Regions from separate parts of the Homo sapiens genome. Here region 1 is linked to region 2. A link is an interaction called in ENCODE POLR2A ChIA-PET data of the cell type or tissue named here. Cell type or tissue: CD4-positive, alpha-beta T cell. All regions are shown on one strand. Each heading gives the region's core, and the rest is flanking DNA. Links, peaks and the distances in the headings are about the cores only. Region 1 overlaps ABCA1 (ATP binding cassette subfamily A member 1). Region 2 has its middle 41 kb from the start of FSD1L.

Region 1 (12,613 bases), core at 5,662-9,661, 510 kb after region 2:
TCTTGTACAGCTGACAGAACTGGGGCTCAGGGGGGCACAGGTGCCCAGAGTTGGTCAGTCAGGAAAGTAGCACCAGAACCAGTCTCCTGGTGGCCCTACAGTTGCAGACCCTTTTTTGCTTTGCTCTCTGTGTATACTAAAGCTTCTATGTCTCTGAATCTCAAGTTCTGACTGGTAGCTACTTTCCAATCCACCTGGCTTAGATTTCTAGATTATATTGTTTAGACGTCAGAACCTCTTAAGGGTTTTGGGGCCACTTGTTAGCTCACATAGTGAGAACCAGCCCTGCCCATTAGGTAGGGGAAGAAGTTAGCAGTCCATGATAGCTGTTGCCTGCAGCGTATGGATGTTCATTGCACAGTTCCTGTCTCCTGAGATCCTGGAGTGTATACGCTTGGCCTCAGAGCCCAGCACAGAGCCTGGCCCTTGGGACATGCTTAGTAAGTATTTACTGAATGAGTGGGAAATGTCTTAAGGCCCATTAGTTTGCAGGTCTTGAGGAGGCTCCCTTGCACTAGGAAGAATAGAAAGCATACATAAAGCCTGTGTGCTGCCGCCAGGAAGACTAGAAACGCTATGTTCAGCCTGGAGCTGAATGGTATACCCCAGAGCAACCCTGTTGAAAGGCAGTGCTTGCCTTTTCATTCTGTGTCCTGGTTTGCTGGTAACTCCTGGGTCCCCTGCCTCTCCTGTACCCCCATTGTGCAGACTGAGGGGGGACCATCAGCCAGGGTTAGTTTTCCGCTGTTTCTGTTAGGCAAAGAATAAATTGAATTGAGTTGTGAAAGTTGGGTGCAAAGCTCAGTTTGGGTCCAAAGTAACAGTTAACTTGTGTGGGTGGCAGGTATTCAGTACAAACAGGGCTGGGGACAGGAAGGGGAAGAGAACTTCAGAGCTTTCACGATCCTCATCTGGTTTTAGGCTGATCCAGAGGCCAAGGTCCCCATGGAACAAACTGGACAAAGTGAGGGTGGCCACATGGCCTCTTTTCTTTTGCCTTTATTATTAATTTTCTCAAATAGATCTGACTAGTCATGTGGCTGGGAAAATAGTTAATTGTGATTTTTTTTTTTTTAAACTGAGTCTCACTCTATTGCCCAGGCTGGAGTGCAGTGGTATGATCTCAGCTCGCCGCAACCTCTGCCTCCCGGGATCAAGCAATTGTCATGCCTCAGCCTCCCGGGTAGCTGGGATTATGGGCACACAGCACCACGCCTGGCTAATTTTTGTATTTTTAGTAGAGACATGGTTTTAGCATGTTGGCCAGGCTGGTCTTGAACTCCTGACCTCAAGTGATCCACCCACCTCAGCCTTCCAATCTGCTGGGATTACAGGCATGAGCCACTGCACCCAGCCAGAGTACCACTATTTGGGCATTCTTTAATGAAAAAGAATGAACTATCCAAAAATTAAAACTCCTCATTTATGAGCTTTTAGAGAATTTTACAGAGTAGATGGAAACTCTCTGCATCCTTTCCCCACTTCTAGTTTCACCTGACACATTTCTTCCCTGTCCTTACTCCTGGGCCGGCAGCAGTGGTCATGATTCCAATCCCAGCTTGGCCACCATCTGCCTCAGTGGCCTAGGAAAACTCCTTTCTCCAGAGCTTTAGTTTTCTCTTCTACGGAATGAAGAAAGTTAAAACAAATAGACATTTATTGTTTCATTTGGATAAATATCTATTAAGCATCTATTACTTGTGGTATGGTTAGCTGGGTATATAGTGGTGAAGCAGCTGGGCATGAGTACTGCTTTCGTAGAGCTTACAGTTCAGTGAGGCCAGCAGATGTGAAACATATCATCACACAAATAAAAATATAACTATCAACTGTGATGAGGATTATGAAGGAAAAAATCCGGCAAACTATGGTACTGGTGTTAGATACTAGCAGGTGTGGGTAGGGATTTCATTTAGATTGACAGGTTGTCACATTAAAGCTGAGAGCCCTGAAGTTCAAGCAATGGTTAGCCAGGCAAAGATCAGAGGCTTAGAGATAGGGAAATCCATTCCAGGCAGAGAGACTGGGGGTGCCTGTCCCCTAGGTCAGGGAACAGAAGAAAGCCAGTGGCACTGGTGGAGTGAATAAGACTGGCGGGGGATGAGTTGGTAGTAGACATGACCAGATCATTTAGGGCCAATTCTCCTGGGGAAGGAGAATTTAATTTAATATTTATTTATTTATTTATTTATTTATTTATTTATTTATTTATTTATTTTTCAAGACGGAGTCTAGTTCTGTCGCCCAGGCTGGAGTGCAGTGGAGCAATCTCGGCTCACTGCAACTTTTGCCTCCTGGTTTCAAGCGATTCTCCTGCCTCAGCCTCCTAGTAGCTGGGATTACAGACGCCCACCACCATGCCCAGCTAATTTTTGTATTTTTATAGAGATGCGGTTTCACCATATTGGCCAGGCTGGTCTGAAACTCCTGACCTTGTGATCCTCCTACCTCGGCTTCCCAAAGTGCTGGGATTACAGGCGTGACCCACAGTGCCCCCTGAGAATTTAATTTTATTTTATGTGCAAGAGGATTCCCTGAGGTAGTCAGGCCACATTGTCTGGTGACTCTTGGGATAGAGGGAACTTGAATGACAAAGGCCCAAGAAAGCAATTGTAATCATTACATATACATGGACCATTTTATGCTGTTTTCTTCTTTCATTTAACATTATTTAGTGTGCGTGTTCACATATTTCTAAATCATCTTCTGATTTAGAATAATGATTTCTGATGTGTAGGCTGTGTTTTATAGTTTTGAAAGTAATACTTTGATATCCATTACTTTCTTGATTCTCACAGCAATTCTGAGGTGTATGCGTTGCAATTTCTGTTTCACAGATGAAGAGAGTATTGTTAATAAGTTAATGGCCGGGCATGGTGGCTCACACCTATAATTCCAGCACTTTGGGAGACCAAGGTGGGCGGATCACTTGAGGCCAGGAATTTGAGACCAGCCTGGTCAATGTGGTGACACCCATCTCTACTAAAAATACAAAAATTAGCCAGGCGTGGTAGCACTTGCCTGTAATCCCAGCTATTTGGGAGGGTGAGGCAGGAGAATTTGCTTGAACCTGGCAGGTGGAAGTTGCAGTGAGCCAAGATTGCACCACTGTACTCCTGCCTGGGTGACAGAGCGAGACTCTGTCTCAAAAAATAAAAAGTTGCTAAGAGGAGGGCTGGGATCTTTTGGCTCCAAATCTACTGTGGGATGATGCCTTTGACATTCCTGATAGCTGTGCAGTAATCCATTAACACAGTTTTTATAAGTTCAAACCCTGTTGCCAACATTTAGATTGTTCCATGTGTGCTGTTACAAATAAATTACTATAAAGATTCTATACATTTAATCTTTTATTATTTTTGTATTATTTCTGTAGGCCAAAATCTGAGGAACAGGATTACTAGGTTGAAGGGAAATGGCCCTTGAAGTGTCTGATCAGATGTCTTTCCAGAGGATCCAACCAATTTAAATAGCCACCATCAATGCATGAGACTTTGTAGTTCAGGGAAGGCAGGCCTGGTTTTAAAAATCATTTCCCCTCTCTAGCATTTTTCTGATGTGATCCTTAAGATTTCACTTTAGTTTTCCCAGGTCTCATTGGCATGTATGCTGTTAGGGATGGGTCTAAAATTAATTTTTCTTCACATTCATATCATGTCATCCCAGTGATTATTTAATAAATAATCACTTGATTAAATAGTGATTCCTTTTCTAGTTATTTTTGGGACATTTATTAAAACCTGGATATGGTGGCTCATGCCTGTATTCCCAGCACTTTGGGAGGCTGAGGTGGGGGGATTGCTTGAGACTAGGAGTTCAACACCAGCCTGGGCAGCATAGCAAGACTCCATCTCTATAAAAATAAGGAAATTAGTCAGGCATGGTGGTACTTGCCTGGAGTCCCAGCTACTTGGAAGGCTGAGGTAGGAGAATTGCTTGAGTCCAGGTGGTCAAGGCTGCAGTGAGCTATGACCATACTACTGTACTCCAGCCTGGGCAACAGAGTGAAACTCTGTCTGAAAAAAAAAAAAAAAAAAAAAAAAAAAAAAAAAAAAAGATGTGTAGGGAGCAATTTTGGAGTTATTCATTTGGTCATTTGATATGTAGTTTTAGTTTTGGTGCTGATAGAGCCCAGAATGTACCCTGAATTTGATGAACATTCTGATATATGGGGGAGCTCATTGTCCCCCACTTACCTTTTTGCCTCTCAGAATATCTTTTGATATTTTTATCTGTTTTTTCCCCATTGAATGTTATTACCTTATCAAGCTCAAAAAAGTACCCTATCGCTATTTTAAGTTCAGTTGTGTTAAATCTATAAATTAGCTTGGGAAATTTGGATATTAAATGAACTCATGAAGAAGCAGAGTTTAGCTCTCCTTAATTCTCATCTTCCTTTATTTATCCTACTACAGTTCTGTGGTTTTCTTTTATGTAAGAAGCACATGTTTGGCTAAGTTAATGCCTAGGTTTTTTTGTTTATGTGTCCATTCTCACTGTGGATAGTATTCTCTTTTCCCCACATTATATTAATTTAACTGGTTTTCAGAGACTAATAGCAATGCTATTATTTAGGAGAATTTACCTTGGTTCTGATTAACTTACCCATACTTGCAAATCATTTGCAGCTTTTTAGTTAACTTTGTGAGTTCTCTTAGATTTACGACCATGCCAGAAACAGAAAGGATATTTTCATCTCTTCCTTTCTGATGTTTATTCTTCTTGTTTCCTTTTTTTATCCCCCATTATATTCTCAAGAATCTCTCAATACTAAGAAATAGCGACTTCATTTTTCAGCGCGGAGTGCATTATTTTGGCTACCATGATTCAGAAGCCTCTTGCCTAAGGCCCAATTTTATTCTGCTAGTTTTCTCTGTTCTTTGTACATGGCCCTTGCGCTGCCCTAACCTTGAATTAACGTGGCTAAATCTCAAGAATTTAAGAGCACCGTGACTGTGTCCTCAGGCTAGGGAGGGAAATGGGTTCACAGAGTGACTGGATTGTGGTCTATGAACTTCGGCAGCCAGCAGCAAAAGTCAGGCATGAATAATCAAGTGGACAGTGAACATCTGTAGTGTGGGAGATGTTGGCATAACTATGAATGATGATTCAAGAGTGGTTTGATGCATATTGAATAACATGATGATAAGTACTAGACTCTGTGCTAAGCCTTCTATGTGAAATACATTTAATTCTCATAATAACTCTAGAGCAGTGGTTCTCGACCGGGGCCGGTTATCCCCCTACCCCACCCCACCCTCACCCTTCCACCAGGGACATAACATCTGGAGATATTTTTGGTTGTCACAATCCTGGGAATGTATGTGCTGATATTTAGAGGTTGAGGTCAGGGATGCTGCTGAACTTCGTAGAATTCATAGGAGAGTCTCTCACAACACCTATCTGGCCCCAAATGTCAGTAGGGTCACTATCAAGAAAATCTGCTCTAGCAGTGCCTGCTCATATTATCCCCATGTTGAAATAGCAAGATGGGAAGTGCAAAGTGGTGCTTCGGTACTCTTGGAGCAGCTTTGACTTTGGTGAGAAACGCCTTTTAAAAACAATGTTTCTTCCCATCTTCCCACCCCATGGGGAGGTGTGGGGTTGGGTGGGTAGGCACCAAAGCAAGATTTAGAAGAGTTTTCTGTAGGAATTTATAATGGTAAAGGATCAACTTCATTTCCAAGCTATTTATGAGGGTTTATGTTTAGGAAAAGTGCTAAGCTTAGAGAAGGAGGAGAAATCTGATTTTATTAATGAGTGTAGCCATAATGGCATATCCTGGCAGAAGTCAACTTTGGTTTCTAGAGGGAGGCTATTATGAAAAGAAATACCTGGAACATTCCCCTGGGTTTGGAAGGTGAGTTCTAGGTTCAATGATGGGAAGAATTTTAGAGGTCCAAGATAAAAGGGCAAAGATTAAATTTTGTCTCTCATGAGTTCTCTGGCTCAGGTGGTGTGAACTTTGCAGACAGTCTCTTTAATTCACTCATACATGCTAGTCTCCCAGCTCAGCAAGGGCTTTGAGAGAGCAGGTGTCTGTATGCTCTGGTAAGTGAAGGCAAAGTGCATAAGGAGGTTGGGGTCCATAATGGCGAAGAGAAGGAGCCCTTCAGTCAGAGTGGCTTTGAATCTTGGCTCTGCCATTTGCCAATCTTGGACCATTGGGCAGTGTATTAACTCTTTGAATCTCAGCTTCCTCTTCTGTAAAATGTGTATAACAAGAGTACTAATTGGATTGTTTGATGATTAAATGAGTTAATGTGTATAAAGCACTCACAACCCTGGTACATAGTAAGACCTTTCATTATTATTATCATCATCAATTTTTTTTAACCTCTTTTCCTGATCTGCTTACACTCACCAGCTTCAGCTGCTCCAAATGGCTTGTAAGATTTTTTGTTTGCCCTTTGCTGTCAGTTGCCATGGGGAAGATCCATTCATTTTTTTCAGTCAACCAACATATTTTGAGCATCTGCTGCCCTACAGGATCCTAGATATGGGGGCTGCAGAGATATCCAGGAACATAAGCCTTGATTAATTGGGTCAGATCAGTGCTCAGCAGGGCTGGCAAGTGCTAGGTTTCTTTTAAGTGGCATATCTTAAAAGGTATATGTCCTAAACATAGCTTTGTGATGGCAGCATGATGGGTACAAAAGCACACACTTAAGTGTCAGTAGATCTGGGTTCAAACATTGGTGCAGTTTCTTATGGCTCGTAACTTGTTCAAACCTCAGTTTCTTCACTTCTAAAACGGTAATGATACAACCTACCTCACAGGGTTATTATGAATTAAATACTGGAGATGAGATACACAAAACGTCTTGAGTACACAGTAGCTGCCCAATATTGGCTGTAAGTATTATAAATCTACAAGCTGTGAATTAATTTTACCTCTCTGGATCCTGTTGATATTTCTAGACCATTCCACCTAGTGGGGCCATTTCCTACCTGAGTCACCCGTGGTGTCAAATAGAATGTCATGTGGCCTCCTGAGTTGGGTAGAATTGGCTGCTCATCTCAACCCCGCTACTGACTATCTCTGTGATTTACCCTTCCTCCAGCCTTAGCCTTGCTACATATAAAATCAAGACAATAATGTTTCCTATCTCACAGGGTTGTCCTGAGGATTAAATTAAGTAATTAATATAAAATGTGCCTTGTACATATTGGGCCCTAAATAAACAGTAGCTACTATTTATCCTTAAAGTACAAATGGTAGTTTCAGAGCTTCAAGGCTGATGGCTATTTATCTTACTCATACTCTTTGTTTAGCTTCATTTTTTTCCCCTAATTTCATTAGTATTTTCTTTTCTTTTTTTTTTTTTTTTTTTTTTTTTTTTTTTGAGGTGAAGTCTCACTCTGTTGCCCAGGCTGGAGTGCAATGGAGCGATCTTGGCTCACCCCAACCTCTGTCTCCTGGGTTCAAACAGTTCTCCTGCCTCAGCCTCCCGAGTAGCTGGGATTACAGGCTCCCGCCACCATGCCCAGCTATTTTTTTGTATTTTCAGTAGAGATGGGGTTTCACCCTTTTGACCAGGCTGGTCTTGAACTCCTGACCTCATGATCAACCCACCTCAGCCTCCCAAAGTGCTGGGATTACAGGTGTGAGCCACCACGCCCGGCCTCATAAGTATTTTCTAAATTTATTTACAGTCATGCCATTTAAAAGGAAAGTTGTATTCCTGTCTTTGTTAATATTTATAAGTGATTTTATTCAGCTACAAGCTTGGAATGGCATATAATTTTGTATTCTGCTTTTTTCACTTAATATTACATGGCTAATGATTTCTGTGTTTCATAAACATTATTCTGATGATGGCATGATATATTGTTGAGTACATGTACCATAATTGAATCATTTCCCTATTGCTATGCAATTAAGTTGTTTCCAATATTTTGCAATTATAATGTTTCAATGAATGAATAACTTTATGCATATAGCTTTTTGATATCTTAAGTTCAGTTTCCTAGGATGAATTTCCAGGAATAGTAATTGGGCAAATGGGATAAACATGACTCTTGAATACGTATTGTTAACATTGCTTTCCCAAAGGGCTCAACTGATTTATATTTCCGTGTTCATTATCTTTTAAACCAGCTCATTTACTCACCAAACATTTTTAAAGCCATTATCATGTGGTAGGCTTAGTAAGAAGAAAGTGACCCTAAGGGAGAAGCTTATATATAAATAGGGTCCCTGGTGTACCAAGTGCTGATACAGACACAAAGTACCTGGGGAAATTGAGATGAGGGAGTCCTGGCTCAGCTGGGAGAAAAGTTCATTTTCATAGAGTCATGGTTTTGTTCTTTGGCAGAAAGAAAATTGCTTTCTTCCCCACCCCCACCCCCAGCTTTATTGAGGTATAATTGACAAATAAAAATTGTATATCTTTAAGATATGCAATGTGATATATATGTATATCTCAACTTAAAAAATAAGCTACAGAATAAAAAGGTGTTTGCTATTAAAAAAAAAGAAAAGGCTGAATGTCATTCCCAAGCTTGGAAATTTGAGTATGTTGCCTCTTTGGGATTATTTACAGAAATATTAGCAAGACCAGCCCCATCTTTGGTCTTGAGTACTCCACTGTCAGCATGCTTTCTTCCAGAGAGGGATCCATTTGCCTTTATTTTTCATTCTGTTGTGCCGTCTATGCAAACTATTCTTGATAGTTTTATGGTAACAGTGTTTTTTTGTTCCATGAGATAATTTATACATGCTCATTGTGGAAAATTTAGAAAAGACAGGAAAGTATTAAAAACATCACTTTTTTTTTTTTTTTTTTTTTTTTTTTTTTAAGAGACAGAGTCTTGCTCTGTCGCCCAGGCCGGAGTGCAGTGGCGTGATCTCAGCTCACAGCAACCTCCGCTTCCCAGGTTTAAGTGATTCTCCTGCCTCAGCCTCCCAAGTAGCTGGGAGTACAGGCATGCACCACCACGCCCGGCTAATTTTGTATTTTTAGTAGAGATGGGGTTTCACCATGTTGGCCAGGCTGGTCTCAAACTCCTGACCTCAGGTGATCCGCCTGCCTTGGCCTCGCAAAGTTCTGGGATTATAGGCAGGAGCCACTGCGCCAGCCACACCTACGTTCTTATCATCCTAGTACATCCACTGTCATTATCTTGCTGTATTTCCTTCTGCCCAGTCTCACTCTGATCATGCAGTGGCGTGATCATGCAGTGATCTCGGCTCACTGCAACCTAGGCCTTCTGGGTTCGAGTGATTCTCCTGCCTTAGCCTCCTGGGTTCAAGTGATTCTCTTGCCTTGGCCTCCCAAGTAGCTGGGATTACAGGCATACACCCCCATGCCCATCTAATTTTTGTATTTTTAGTAGACACAGCGTTTCACTAAAATTTTGTATTTTTAGTAGAGATGGGGTTTCACCATGTTGGCCAGGCTGGTCTCCAACTCCTGACCTCAGGTGATCCGCCTGCCTTGGCCTCACAAAGTGATTACAGGCATGAGCCACTGCATCCATCGCCAAAAAGATTTTTTAAAAGAGTTTAATGTAGAACCATATCAAAGGTCTTTGGAAATAAAAAACAGTTTTTTAAAAATATCAGAAATAAAACAACAAATAAATAAATAAATAAAAACACCCAAAACAATCTGAAGCACGAGCACCTAGCAGAAAGGTTCAATTATGATCTATTCATAGAGTGGAATATCAAGTAGACATTACAGGACATGTTTTAAGATTATATTTTATGTCATGGGAAATGCTCTCCCAGTATGATGTTAAATGAAAAAACAGAATACAAAAGTATATATGCTGCATAGTCTCAATATTGTAGAGAAAAAATATTATTTATGTATGCATGAAAAAAGACAAAAGATGTTAACAGAGATCCATTGTTACTTCAGTTTACTAGGGATTGTCTCTGGGAGGTAGGATTAAGGTGATTTATATTTACCTTTTTAAACTTTTCTGTATTTTTTTATTTTCAAATTTTCCATAAAAATATAAGGACTTGAAGATCAAGAAAAAATTTCTGCTTTGGCTCAGTGCAGTGGCTCACGCCTGTAATCCCAGCAGTTTGGGAGCCCTAGGGGAGAGGATCACTTGAACCCAAGAGTTTGACGTTCCAGTGAGCTATGATCTCCGGATCGTACCGCCTGGACGATGGAGCAAGACCCTGTCTCAAAAAAAAAAATCTTTGCTTTTTTTTTTTGTTTGTTTTTGAGACGGAGTCTCTCTCTGTTGCCCCAGCTGGAGTACAGTGGCACAATCTCAGCTCACCGCAACCTCTGCCTCCTGGGTTCAAGCGATTCTCTTGCCTCAGCCTCCCAAGTACCTGGGATTCCATGCACCCACCACTATGCCCAGCTACTTTTTTGTATTTTCAGTAGAGACAGGGTTTCACCATGTTGGCCAGGCTGGTCTCGAATTCCTGACCTCAGCTGATCCACCGGCCTTGGCCTCCCAAAGTGCTGGGATTACAGGCATGAGCCACTGTGCCCAGCCCAATCTTTTGCTTTTTTTAAAAAAAGAAGACAAAAAGGGATTTTATACCAGTATTATCTTGGCTGTGTGACTCTGAAGCCACAGTTGTAAGTTATAATTACTCTGAAACACAAGGCCCTGTGACTCTTTTGGGCTCTTTGGTGTTTATCTTGATTACAACGTTGGAATATAGAAATGAAAGGAATGGGAGAGGTGATAGACTTCAGGCAGTGTAACTAGTTGTCTGAACACTACTGGCTCAATTATATTGTGTCTAGTGATTTCCATCTTGTCCGTCTGCTAATTTATCGCCTGGTAACTCACTGAGGCAGGGTTTTCCTTTGGAGAAACCTCATTGTTTTAACCAGTGTATCATGCTTGTTTAGAAGTTCAATGATCTTTTTAACTCATCGGAGAAGATGATGACCAGACCTGGACAGATGGGGAAGGACTTTGCACTCTCTCTTTACAGTCCTGAGTGCACACAGGTCAATATGGAACTATGTGTGAATTTTCATTGTCTTTGAGAGCCCTCTTCTCTGCCCCATAGGGAGCAGCTTTGTGTGCAATTAGAGGAGCAAGGGTTGTGTGTATTTAGCACAGCAGGTTGGCCTGGTCCTCTCCTCTCAACATAGTCACCACATACCTGGCACTATGCTAAGGCTGGGAATGCAGACAGATGGGTGCCTGCTTTCAGAGTGCTCAATGTGCTGAGGAAGCCAGCAACAGAAACAGATGATTTCAGGAGCTCCAGGAAAATGCTACAGGAGGAGTGTGCCTGGGTTACTGGAGTAGCACAGGAGGAGGGCTTCTAGCTCAGGCTGAGATTTTAGTAAAGGAAATTATGCCACGATGAATCCTGAAGAATGAATAGAAGTGAACCAGATAAAGCACGATAGGAAGCATCTTCCCTTACCTAAGGGAAGACACAGAGGTATATGGAATGGTATGTTAAAAGGTTGGGACTCCAAACAGTTCTGTTAAAGCTTAGAGAGTGGTGGGAGAGACTGGAGAAGTTGATTAATTAGTAAATGAAGTTGTCTGTGGATTTCCCAGATCCCAGTGGCATTGGATATCCATATTATTTTTAAATTTACAGTGTTCTATCTTATTTCCCACTCAGTGTCAGCTGCTGCTGGAAGTGGCCTGGCCTCTATTTATCTTCCTGATCCTGATCTCTGTTCGGCTGAGCTACCCACCCTATGAACAACATGAATGTAAGTAACTGTGGATGTTGCCTGAGACTCACCAATGGCAGGGAAAATCCAGGCAATTAACGTGGGCTAAATTGGACTTTTCCAAAGATGCTGTCTTTGGGAAACATCACACATGCTTTGGATCAGAAAACCTAGGCTTCTAATTTGTTGATAAGGCATGAACTCAGGAGACTGTTTTCAGTCCTAGTGAATGGTGATAATTGTAATTATAACAGTAGACAACATCTCTTTTACACATTTTAAATCATGAAAATAGAATAACCTTACTGATAATTTTAGAAAGTGGTGATTAAAAGCACATTTAAGATAATGCCTTAACACCTAGTCTTTTCCATATGCATGATGTCTTAATCACACATTGCAAATCATGGAACACAGAATTTTAAGCAGCATTTGTGTAGAACTTCTCAGTTTTACTAATATTATTTTATTTTATTCTCATAACAACCTTGAATAGAACTCAGATCATCTGTCAATCATGTATTTTGATAACAGCCTTTACAGTGAGCATAGAAAATACAGTAGTGGCTAACAACACAGGCTCCAGATGTCAGGTTATCTGGGTATGAATTCTGGTGTCAGCATTCACTAAGCATATGACCTTGGACAAGTGATTTAAGTTTCTTTTAAACAGAGAATAGTAATACCTACCTCATATTATTATTGTCAGTGTATCATCTTACAATCACAGTCTTTCTCTTAGGGCTGGGCTCAGTGGGTGGATTGACACTGCAGAAATGGCCAGATCTAAAGGATCAACATTTACGTAGCTGGGAAATGTAGCTGGGACTTCAGTTTCACTGCCCTAGTGATTTTTCCTACCACTAAGCAGCTCAGTCCATACCCCTACGAGACCCACAAGCTTATGAGATACTGTTCTTCCAGGAAAGCAGTGGGGCCAGGGCCACCTTTTAATTGTGTTTCTTGGCCTGGTCCCATCTTTCTCA
Region 2 (12,613 bases), core at 5,815-9,814:
TCTTCTCCTGGGGTTAAGTCCATCTTGGTAGTGTTCCAGTTTTTAGGAAGTCTTCCTCACATTCTGTCTGATAGGCAGGAAAAGCCAGTGACTCCACTAGGTGGCCTTTCCCCTCCTAGGACTTAGCATAGTGCCTGGATTAGGACTGCATCTCAGCTGCATTTAACAGAAACCTATTATAGTGGCTTAAACAAGAAAGGGATTCATTCTTCTCATGTAACAGTAAGCCCAGAAGACATCAAGCCCAACTGTGGAGAAATCAGGCAAGAATGCTTTCTGGGAACCAGGCTCCTTCTATCTTTTGGTTCTGCCATCTTTGGTCTGTGGTTCTGTTGGTGTTTGTAATATGTCTTTTGTTCTTTCAAGTAGGATCACATCTGCATTCCAGACAGGCCAGAGAAGGGGAAAACCAGGAAGATGGGCGGCACCTATATTGGGAAGGCGAAATTTTCTTGGAAATTGCCAGTATTCTTCAGCTTATATCTCATTGGGCAGAACTATGTCATACGACCACTTCAAGCTTCAGGGAAGTATGGAAAGGTGAGTATTTTAGTAAGGCATTTTGCTAACCAGAATGATATCTGGGTTATATTCATGAAAAAGATGGGCAGAAGAGCAATAGCAGGGCAATCAGCACTCACTGCCACAGCCTGATAGTAATAGGTGATTAACATATGTTAATTGACTGATGAAACAGAAGTCTCTTTTTCCAACCATTAGAACCCTTTAGGGGCTCAGGACATGACTATAGACACCATTTTTTCTACAACATCCCTTTAGATATTTGAATATAGTAATCATTGCTTTTCCCTTTCTCTACCCCAAGATGTCTCTTTTCCCAGTAGATATCTTCTCTAGGCTTGTCTCTGAAAACACTCTCATTCATTTATATTCCAGGTGTGGATTGACCTATAAAAAGTAATGCAGAGTAGGCAGGGCGTGGTGACTCATGCCTGTAATCCTAGAACTTTGGGAGGCCGAGGCGGGTGGATCATCTGAGGCAGGAGTTCGAGATCAGCCTGGCCAACATGGTGAAAACCGGTCTCTACTAAAAATACAAAAAAATTAGCCGGGCGTGGTGGCAGGTGTCTGTAATCCTAGCTACTCGGGAGGCTGAGGCAGGAGAATCGCTAGAACCCAGGGGGCGGAGGTTGCAGTGAGCTGAGATGGCGCCACTGCACTCCAGCCTGGGTGACAGAGTGAGACTCCATCTCAAAAAAAAAAAGTAATGCAGTCATTTCCTTTCTCCTGCTGTATATCATGTGGTCGCTATTATCAAATAGCTACCACAAAAGCACATATTGTGCCCAGACCTTGGTTTCCAAATACCAGTTTCCATTAAAAGGAACTAGGGCTCACTTGAAGACTTGGCTGATTACAGAGTTGAAACCAGGAAAGCATAAGATGAGCTTGGAACATCTGGTTGCGTCAGTGAATAAGGAAGTACTCAAAGAATGATGGGGACAGATCAAAAGTACAGGAGCCAGCTTGAATGGGCTCCCATTGGCTAAATCTGAGACAATGTGGGCATAAAAATAAATGAGGATAACAGAAAAAAGTAACAATCTGGGATTTGATATTTATTTATTTGATGAATAATCAATATTTATTCAACAAATAAATATGTATTTGATGACTAATTAAAACGTTATTTAACATATATATTATTTGATGAATAAATATTTATTTGATGAAAAACTAAGTGGGTGAGAAGAGATTTTCCTTACAGTAGAACACCAGCTAATAAATATAGGAAGAATGATGAAATTAGAAAATCATCATTATATGAAAACACCAGTAATAGCTGTTTCAGAGAAGAATGTGAATAGATAATGTGAAAAGTTGATGAGAAATAGGACTTTTACATAGTCTCAAAATATGTCTCCACAAGATACTTATTAATTACAAAGGGAGAAACAGTACATTTACATTGGAGAGACCAGGAAGATCCACCTTAGCCAAATGATCAAAGTTAGCACACAGTAATGGGACAAACGAGATCATGTGCCTCCTGATATGATGCACTGAGAAGGACACAGTTATGCCTTCTGTGGTATTCCTGCCAAAAAGGCATACCTTGGATCTAATCATGAGGAAGCTTTAGACAAACCGAAATTGAAGGTCATTCTAGAAAATAAATGGCCTGACTCTTCAAATACATCAAGGTCATGAATGACAACAAAAGACTGTGCAATTGCTCCAAGTTAAAAGAGATTAAAGAGACATGAAAATGAAATGCAATGTGTGATCCTAGATTGGATTGTTGACCAGAAAAAAAAAAAGCTTTTTTCCATAAAGAACATTAGTGGGACAACTGTTAAAATTTAAAGAAGGTCTGTAAAATGCACACGCACACACACACACACACACACACACACACATACACAGAGAGAGACCAAGAGAGATGGAGACAGAGAGAAATGGAGACAGAGCAAGAGAGAGGGAGGGAGAGGTAGGAAAAGGGAAGCAGGGGAAGGGGAAGGAGAAGGGAAGAAGGATAGAGGAGTGGAAATGAGGAGAAAAAGCAAATGCATTAAAATACTAACATTTAGGGAATGTAGATGAAGGGTATATATAAAAATTCTTTGAACTATTCTTCTAACTTTTCTGTATGTCTTTATTTTTATTCTGGTAAAATATATATAACATAAAATTTACCATTTTAACCATTTTAAAGTGTACAATTCAGTGGTATTTAGTTCATCCACAAAGTTTTGCACCCATCACCACTATACAGTTCCAGAATATTTTCATTACCCAAAAAGGAAACCGTATTTCCAATAAGCAGTAATTCCCAATTTCCCCAGTGCCTGATAAGCATGAATGTGCTTTCTGTTTCTATGGATTTTGCCTATTTTAGATATTTCATATACATGGAATCATACAATATGTGGCCATTTGTGTCTGGCTTTTTCCCCTTAGCATCATGTTTTCAAGGTTCATCCATGTTGTTGCATGTATGAGTACCTCATTTCTTTTTACAGCTGAGTAGTATTTTGTTGTATGGATATACAACATTTTGCTTATCATTCATCAGCTGATGGACATTAGTTATTTCTACTTTTTGGTTATCGTGAATAATGCTACTATGAACATTTGTGAGCAAGTTTTTCTTTGAACACCTGTTTTCAATCATTTGGGATATATACCTGCATCCCATGGTAATTCTATGTTTAACTTATCGAGAAACTGCCAAACTGTTTTCCAAGTGGTGGCACCATTTTACATTCTCACCAGCAATGTATGAGTGTTCTCGTCAACACTTCTTATTGTCTATTTGTTTGAGTATAGTCATTCTAGTGGGTTTGAAGTGGTATCTCCTTGTGGTTTTGATTTGCAATTCCCTAATGACATTGAGCATCTCTTTATGTGCTTCATGGCCATTTTTAAACTTCTTTGAAGAAATAGCTCTTCAAGTCCTTTGCTCGTTATGGGTTGTTTATTTTTTTGTTGTTAAGTAGTAAGAGTTGTTCACATATTCTGGACAGTAGACCTTTATCAGATACATGATTTGCAAATATTTTCTCCCATTTTGTGGGTTGTCTTTTTGTACTTTTGATTATGTCCCTTGAGGCAAAAATTTTCCAATTTTGATGAAGTCCAATTTATCTATTTTTCTTTCATTGCTTGTGTTTTTGGTTTCATAGCCAAGAAACAATGGCCCAATCCAAGGTCATGAAGATTTACTCCTATGAGTTCTTCTAAGAGGTTTAGGGTTTTAGCTCTTATATTTAGGTCTATTTTGAGGTAATTTACTTGTTATTTTCATAACATTTTGAGTCAATTTCCTTGTTATTTATTTCTAATTTCATTCTATTTTGACCTAGAATATACTTTATATGATTTAAATCTTTTAAAATTTACTGTGATTTGTTTTGTGGCCTAACATGGTTTAGCCTTGAGAATGATCCATGTGCACTTCAGAAGAATAGTGTTGAATAAAGTGCTCTACAGATGTCTATTATGTCTAGTTGGTGTATGATGCTCTTCAAGTCTTCTATTTTCTTCTTGATCTTCTGTCTAGTTATTCTATCCATTTTGAAAATGAAATATTGAAGTCTCAACTATTATTGTTGATTTGTCTATTTCTCCATTTAATTCTGTTAGTTTCTGTTTCGTGTACTGTGGATTCTCTTATTAGATGCACATATGCTTATTTTTTATTTTGTCACCAAGGCTGGAGTGCAGTGGCGTGATCATAGCTCACTGCAACCTCGACCTCCTGGGCTCAAGGGATCTTCCCACCTTAGCCTCCTGAGTAGCTAGAACTACCAGCACACGCCACTACACCCGACTAATTTTAAAACTTTTTGTAGAGACAGGGTCTTGTTTTGTTGCTGAGGCTGGTCTCGAACACCTAGGCTCAAGTGACCCTCCCATTTTGGCCTCCCAAAGTGTTGGGATTACAAGGGTGAGCCACTGCACTTGGCCCACATATGTTTATAATTGCTATATGTTATTGATGCATTGTTCCTTTTATGACTATAAAATGTCCTCTCTAGTAACAATTTTTGTCTTACTGGCTGTTTTGTCTGATATTTCTATAGCTACTCCAGTTCTCTTTTGATGACTATTTGCATGGAATATCTTTTTCCATCTTTTCACTTTCATCCTATTTGTGTCTTTGGACGTAAATTGAGTCTCTTGCAGATATTATATAGTTGGAGTCTGTTTTTTAATCTATGCCACTAACTCTGCCTTTTAACTGAAGAGTTTAATCCATTTACATTTTAAAAAACTGGTAAGTAAGGCCTTGCTTCTGCCATTTTGTTGTTTATTTCCTTTATATCATATCTGTGTCTTCTCTTATGTTTAATTGATTTTTCTAGTGTATTATTTTGATTCTCATTTCCTTTTATGAATGTATATTTTTAGTTATTTTGTTAATGTTACCTTGGGGGTTATAATTAACATCCTAAATTTATAATAATTTAGTTTGAATTAATACCAATTTAGCTTAAATAATGTACAAACACTGTGTTCCTATGTAGCTCCACCTTCTCCCTTTATGTTGTTATTGTCATACATTATATCTTTATACATTGTGTGTTCATTCAGATACATTTATAATTATTGTTTTATGCATTTGCCTTTTAAATCATGTAGAAAAAAAGTGAGTGACAGGCCGGGTGCGGTGGCTCACGCCTGTAATCCCAGCACTTTGGGAAGCCGAGGTGGGTGGATCACCTGAGGTCAGGAGTTCGAGACCAGCCTGGGCAACATGGTAAAACTCTGTCTCTACTAAAAAAGACAAAAATTAGCCAGATGTGGTGGCATGCACCTGTAGTCCCAGCTACTCAGGAGGCTGAGGCAGGAGAATCACTTGAACCCAGGAGGTGGAGGTTGCAGTGAGCTGAGATCATGCCACTACACTCAGCCTGAGCAACAGAGCAAGACTCCGTCTCAAATACAACAACAACAACAACAACAAATGAGTGACAAACAAAAAATACAATAATACTAGCTTTTATGTTTACCTATGTAGTTTCCTTACTGATGTTTTTATTTTTTATTTTTTTGTATAGCTAGAGTTACTTGTGTTCTTTCATTTCTTCCTGAATAATTTCCCTTAGCATTTCTCATAGGGCAGGTCTACTAGAAGCAAACTTCCTCAACTTTTGTTTGTATGAGAATGTCTTGATTTCTTTCAGTTTTTTGTTTTTATTTTATTTTATTTTTTGAGACGGAATCTCAGTCTGTCGCCCAGGCTGGAGTGCAGTGGCGAGATCTCGGCTCACAGCAGCCTCCGCCTCCCAGGTTCAAGCAATTCTCCTGCCTGAGCTGGGATTACAGGCGCCTACCACTATGCCAGCTAATTTTTGTATCTTTAGTATAGACAGGGTTTCACCATGTTGGCCAGGCTGGTCTCCAACTCCTGACCTCAGGTGATCCACCTGCCTCGGCCTCTCAAAGTGCTGGGATTACAGGTGTGAGCCATCGTGCCTGGCCTTATTTTTATTTTTTGAGACAGAGTCTTGGTCTGTTGTCCAGGCTGGAGTGCAGTGGCATGATCTCAGCTCACTGTAATCTCCACCTCCCAGGTTCAAGTGATTCTCCTGCTTCAGCCTCCCAAGTAGCTGGGATTACAGACATGTGCCATCACGCCCAGCTAATTTTTGTATTTTTAGTATAGACAAGGCTTCCTCATGTTGGCCAGGCTGGTCTTGAACTCCTGACCTCAGGTAATCCGCCTGCCTCAGCCTCCCAAAGTGCTGAGATTACAGTGGGATTACAGGTGTGAGCCACTGTGCCTGGCCTTCTTTCAGTTTTGGTGGAGAATTTTATTGAATACAGGATTCTTGATTAACAATTGTTTTTCTTTCAGGGTTACTATACATCATCCCTCATTCTGATAAATCAGGGAATAATCTTATTAAGGATCACTTATATGTAGTGAGCTGCTTCCCTCTTGCTGCACTCAATATTTTCTATGTTTCTTTGTCAACAATTTGGTTATAATCTGTTTGAGTGTGGATCTCTTTAGGTTTATTTTATGTGGAGTTTGTCGAGCTTCTTAGATGTGCATTCATGTCTTTATCACTTTTGAGGAGTTTTCAACCATTATTTCTTCAAGTATTTTTTTCTTTATAGCCCAGACCTTATAAGACAATATTTCTTCAAATATTCTTTCTGCTCCTTTCTTTCTCTCTTCTCTTTCTGGGACTCCCATTCTGTGTATGTTGGTATGCTTGAGGGTATCCCACAGGTCTCCTAGGCTCTGTTCAGTTTTCTTCACTCTTTTCTTTTTCTGCTCCTTAGACTGAATAATCTCAGTTGATCTATCTTCAAATTTGGTGATTCTTTCTTCTGCCTGCTCAAATCTGCTACTGAACCCCTCTTAGTGAATTTTTGATATCAGTTATTTTCAACTCCAGGTTTTCTATTTGGTTCCCTTTTTTATCATTTCTATATTTTTATTGATGTCTTCTATTAGGTAAAACATTGTTCTCTTGATTTTCTTTAGTTCTTTGTCCTTCACTTTCTTTGTGTCTTTGAGCATATTTAAGACAGTTGATTGAAAGTCTCTGTTTAGTAAGTCAAATATCTGGGCTTCTTCAAAGACAGTTTCTTTTTAAAAAAATTTTTTTTAAAGAGATGAAGTCTTGCTCTGTCACCCGGGCTGGAGTGCAGTGGCTCAATCTCAGCTCACTGCGGCCTTGAACTCGTGGGCTCAAGGAAGCCTCCCACCTCAGCCTCCTGAGTAGGTGGGACTACAGATGCACGCCACCATGTTCGGCTACTTTTTCTATTTTTTGGTAGACATGGGGTCTCACTATGTTGCCCAGGCTGGTCTTGAACTCCTGGCCTCAAGCAATCCTCCTGCCTCAGCCTCCCAAGGTATTGAGATTATAGGTGTGAGCCACCACGTCTGGCCAGTTTCTGTTAATTTCTACTGTTAATAGGCTGTACTTTCTTATTTCTTTGTGTACCTTGTAATTTCTTGTTGTTGAAAACTGGACATTTTGCATATTATAATGTGGCAACTCTGGAAATCAGATTCTTCCTCCTCCCTAGGGTTTGTAGTTGCTGGCTTATTGTGGGTTATCGTTGTTTATTTGTTTAATGACTTTTCTGAACTATGTATTGTAGAGACTGTATTCTTTGGTGTGTGTGTGTGTGGCCACTGAAGTCTCTGTTTTGTTAGTTTATGGTCAGCTAGTGATTTGACAGAGTTTTCCTTAAATACCTGGAGCCACAAAAAAAAAGAGATCACCTTCCAGTCTTTGCACATTCATTCTTTATGGGGGCACTGCTTAACCCTTAGCAAGACTGTTTACAACTCTGCTCTAGCCTTTACTTCCTGCTTGCATCGAAAGGTTAGCCAGAAGCGAACGTTTGTGGTCTTCTCAGGTCCTTCCTGTGTCAAGCCCTGGGCATGTGTGTGGCCTTGGACATTTCCTAGTATATGCAGGAGCTTTTGAAAGCTGTTATTCCTCCGTGTATGTCCTTTTCTAGCCTCTTCTTTCCCAGGCTTCCATCTGTCTGCCGTTTGCCGCATCTGTTATTCTTCACCACAGGTTGCTGCAGCTAGTATATAAGCCTTTAAGTGCCATTGACAAATGTCACTTGGGAGATCACTTCAACCCTAAGAAGCTTCTGAGGCATGTGACACAAAGATAAACCCCTGAGTTGATCATTCAGGGAGCCACCAGACAATTCAAAACACACAACCACAATTTTTTTTTTGAGAACAAGGTCTAACCACACATTGCTTACTTGGGCATTGGCAAGCCACATCAGAAACATGAGCCACCACTTTCACAGATGCTGCTAAGCTGGTGAGTGGAGATGGTATGCAGATAAGTTAACATGCCTCAATGCTCTTACTGAAATGTCTTTATTTAGCATTTGCCTAGGTGTGTAAGTTCTTTATTAGATTCTAGAATTTGGTAAAAATTGATTGGACAGTTTTTGTCAATTTGATCATCGTTTTTGTGGAATGATGGAGTTTTGGAATTTCCTGCTCTGCCATTTCAATCATATCATCCCACCATTAGCTTTTTTTTTTTTTTTAAATGGAGTCTTGCTCTGTCGCCCAGGCTGGAGTGCAGTGGCACATTCTCGGCTCACTGCAACCTCCGCCTCCCCGATTCAAGAGATTCTCCTGCCTCAGCCTCCCGAGTAGCTGGGATTGCAGGTGCCCGCCATCACACCCAGCTAATTTTTTGTATTTTTAGTAGAGATGTAGTTTCACCATGTTGCCCAGGCTGGTTTCAAACTCCTCACCTCAAGTGATCCACCCGCCTTGGCCTCCCAAAGTCCTAGGATTACAGATGTGAGCCACCGCGCCTAGCCACCATTAGCTTTTATACATAAAACTAGCGTGGAGACTCTAGCTTGTTCTGTTCACTTTTATATTCTTGGCTTCTAACACGTAGTAGGTACTCATTAAATATCTGTTAGCTAATGAATGAGTGAAATGAAAAAATTATCATTGTCTTACACAATCCCTATAAAACATGACTATTCCCATTTTACAAAGGAAGATCCTGAGCCTCAAAAAGCTTTTGTGGCTTTCGCAGGTTACCCAGCTTCTACAGCAAGAGGCAGAGACAGATTCAAATCTATATCCATAGTGCCAAACCTTTGTTCTCTTCCTTATACGATGCTGTCTCCTTTAGGCATCAGAAAATAAGGAGATAACAACTCTGTTGTATTTAACTGCTTTCGAAGCATATTCCTATCCCCTAAGTTCATTTATTTATCATCGTAGTCCTACAGCACAGGCTGAGCATATAACATTTTATAGTCAAGAAAATAGGCAGAGAGGACAAACAACCCATGACTGGACTGGAGGCACTGGCAATAAATTCAAATACTCCAAATCCTACATCAGTGCTTTTTCTGTTATTTTATCTTGTCTCTTTATGAAAGTAAATACGGCTTCATCTTAAAGTGGTTCTTTCCAGGTGAAAAGTAAATTATTTTCCAATGCAGCATTGCATGCAAACCAGGACCTGGAGATTCACGCTTCACTCCTGTCTTTCTTTCACTTGGCCCCTTACACCAACCAATCATCCGTTTTTGATGATTCTATCCCTCCATTAGCTTTTAAATATATCCCTTTCTCTCCATTCTTTTTTTTTTTTTTTTTTTTTTGAGATGAGTCCTGCTCTGTCACCCAGGCTGGAGTGCAGTGGCACAATCTTAGCTCACTGCAACCTCCGCCTCCCAGGTTCAAGCGATTCTCCTGCCTTTTCTCTCCATTCTTATTGCTAGTGCCCTAGTTGGAATTCTCATTCTGAATCACATGGTATATTTACAATGGTCTCTTCACTTTGTTTTCCTGGCCCAGAAGCAACTCACCCCATGCCATACTCCCCACTGTTGTCAGGGTAATTTTTCCCCTGAAAGGCAAATATCTCCAAACATTCCTTTGGTTAAAATCTTTCAGCAAGTCCTCATTTTCTGCAGCATAAAATCAAGACCGTTAGGGTGGCCTGCAAGACCCTCGAGATCTGATCCCTACTGACCGCTCCAATTTCATGTCCCCACACCTACACTTCAGTACAGATTCACAGACACATCATCATTTCTTCACACACGCTATTCCTCCTTGGAACACTCTCTACTTCCCTTTCCCCAAAGGCTTATTTGCTTATTACAGCCCCACCTCCCTGGCCCTCCCACCTTCAGGTGGGTCTCCCTGCTACTCCTGAGTTAACTCTGTTAGAGTGGCTGGCACACTAGATTACAATCATCTGCTTACTCCTTTGCTTCCTAAATATGGTGTGAGTTTTCAGAGAGCAGAGGCTGGGTCTCTTATTCTGGTATTCTTAGCTAATGTAGAACTCAGTGAATGTATCCGAAATAAATGAAGACTTATCTTTCTGTTTTATTTACACCCAAGAACCATGTCGTGTAACTCATAGTAGAAACAGATCTAAATAAGGTATGAGGTAACAACTTCAGTGAAAGCATCAGGAAATTACATGCTGGGACTTCCCCAGCTTAGCATCCCCAAATCCCAATTTAAGAGCCATATGTGGGTTATTTTTGCTTCCACAGTAAACTGAAGAATGCATAAACCTTCTTCTACCAGAGAATAAAATTCTATCGATCTTTGTGTTTTCCTTTCCTATCAGGTTGCTAAGAAAGCTGAAAGAATTTAAGGCTTCAATGCACTGTGACCATATTAGTCCCAGAGTCCAGCATATTTGTTTCTTCCTGTTTATGTCTTTGCTTTTATATTTTTAGTTTAATAATCTTTTCGGGCTGGGCATGGTGGCTCACACCTGTAATCTCAGCACTTTGGGAGTCTGAGTTGGGAAGATTGCTTGAATCCAGGAGTTGGAGACCAGCCTGGGCAACAAAGCGAGACCCTGCCTTTCCAAAAAAAAAAAAAAAAAAAAAAAAAGCTGGGTGTGAAGGTGCATGCCTGTAGTCTCAGCTATTCTAGAGGCTGAGGTGGGAGGATCGCTTGAGCTATGGAGTTTGAGGCTGCAGTGAGCTATGATGGGATCACTGCACTCCAGCCTGGGGTTAAAAAAAATCTTTTTGTATATATGCCTTCTTGGAAAACAAAAGCAGCATAAATATATAAACAGACACTAAAAACATATTGCATGTTATTTCTTGTTAGCATAGAAGCACACCAATGGTTAGCATGACAATGTAGAAGAGTAGAGTTGGAGTCATTGAGAGGTTTGTCTACAACTACCTAAGCGACACACGCCTTTGTTATGTGGGGAGCTGAAAACCAGAAATCATTATCAGGGAGTGGAAAACATTTTTTGCTGGCACAGATAAATATTTTCAGGACCTCTAACTCTAATGGACTCCTTCCTATCACTACAGAGATTTTACAACAGTTAGCATGGAACAGAAAAGGTAAATATTTCCAATATTCAATGAAGTAGAGAATCAGAGCTTAGATGAATTTGACCATCTGGCAAAAGCCCCCATCTCTAAATGAAGAGATGGCACACGTCATCCTGAGTATAGGCCTTCATGATTTATTTTCCCTTTCCCTCCAATTTCATTAGTCACCAAGCCTGTTGGATTTCTCGCTGGAATCCTGCTCTTTTCCAGTCCTCCTCTTAGGCCCCGGCTCAGGCTTCCTTCCTCCCAAGTCTTTCTCTTCTAGATTTCCACTCTCAACGCAGTCTCCATATGGCTAGATTGCTCCTCTGCTTACAACCTGTCACAGGCTCCCCACAACACACACTTTAGGTCTGAACACACATGTAAGAGTCCTGTATCCTCTCCAGGGTCACCTCTTGGTGCAAACGCACATCTTCTTTGCTCTGGACATCCTGAATGACTTCTGTTCCTCATGTTGCTATATGAGTGCCAAAGTGCTTCTATTCTGGGTAGAATCACCCTCCCACCCCTTCATCATCTGGCTAATCCCTGCTTATCCTTCAAGACTCAGCTGAGACAGTTTCTCCTAATGACCTCAACACCTTCCTGTGTGCTCCAAAGCACTCTCTACTATCACTGCTCTCTGCGTCCCTCATTAGGCTGTGAGCTACTTAAGATCAGGGAGTATTTAGAACTGAGCTCCCAGAATATAACTCTGGCTGACCAGAAGAGGTCTCAGGAAATGCTTGTTGAATGAAAGTGGATACATTTAGCACGCTGCTGTGAGCATGCTTAGGAAATGCATCTGAAATGGGCCTCACACATCACAATTTCCAGGAAATGTGAGACGTGCATCTCCCTAATCCCCACCTATCATTTCCATCATCCTATTATTTCAAGTCTATCATTTCTATTATTTCTTCTAATCTTTCTAATTTTATCAGATCCTCTCCACTCCTCCTCCTGACCTTTCCCTGGTCTAATAATAATAAAAAAATCCTAAATCCATTTAGATTTGACTTAGATTTGTTTTCAAATTGAAAGCCCATTGTCCTAAATTACAATTTATTAAATGGACTCTTTCCTTCCTTATTCATTTTAGGTATATTCTATTTTAAGTATAATCCCTTATAAATAATACGATTTGTTTTGGAAACTTTCTCTTCTATTCCACTGGCCTATTATCACACTGGTTTAGTTACTATCATTTTATTATCTTACCCAGCTATTTGTGTTTAATATAATTTTTTCCTGTTAAAAACTATAGAGGAATATTTTAAATATACAAATAAGCAAAGGAAAAGCTAAA

The links. Peaks named below come from ENCODE experiments on the same cell type or tissue, not always from the same donor. Only the 100,000 strongest peaks of a DNase experiment are listed, where the experiment ranks them.
Region 1: POLR2A ChIA-PET joins it to region 2 with 5 read pairs; 3 of 35 experiments call an interaction of 5 or more read pairs at or near these places.

What each region holds. Positions count from the first base shown.
Region 1 is chr9:104,888,155-104,900,767 of GRCh38, reverse strand. ABCA1 (ATP binding cassette subfamily A member 1) reads left to right here. Exons shown (of 50, transcript NM_005502.4): 3 at 11,573-11,666. Among named protein-coding and RNA genes, the nearest start is that of ABCA1, 34 kb to the left of the region's middle. RefSeq lists an enhancer at 12,118-12,613. In CD4-positive, alpha-beta T cell, for the core only: no CTCF peak of the experiment used is centred there; no DNase peak of the experiment used is centred there.
Region 2 is chr9:105,401,221-105,413,833 of GRCh38, reverse strand. It overlaps a transcript of SLC44A1 not described here. Among named protein-coding and RNA genes, the nearest start is that of FSD1L, 41 kb to the left of the region's middle. RefSeq lists a silencer at 8,160-8,360. In CD4-positive, alpha-beta T cell, for the core only: no CTCF peak of the experiment used is centred there; a DNase peak (open chromatin) is centred at 8,233; H3K27me3 peaks cover 897 bases.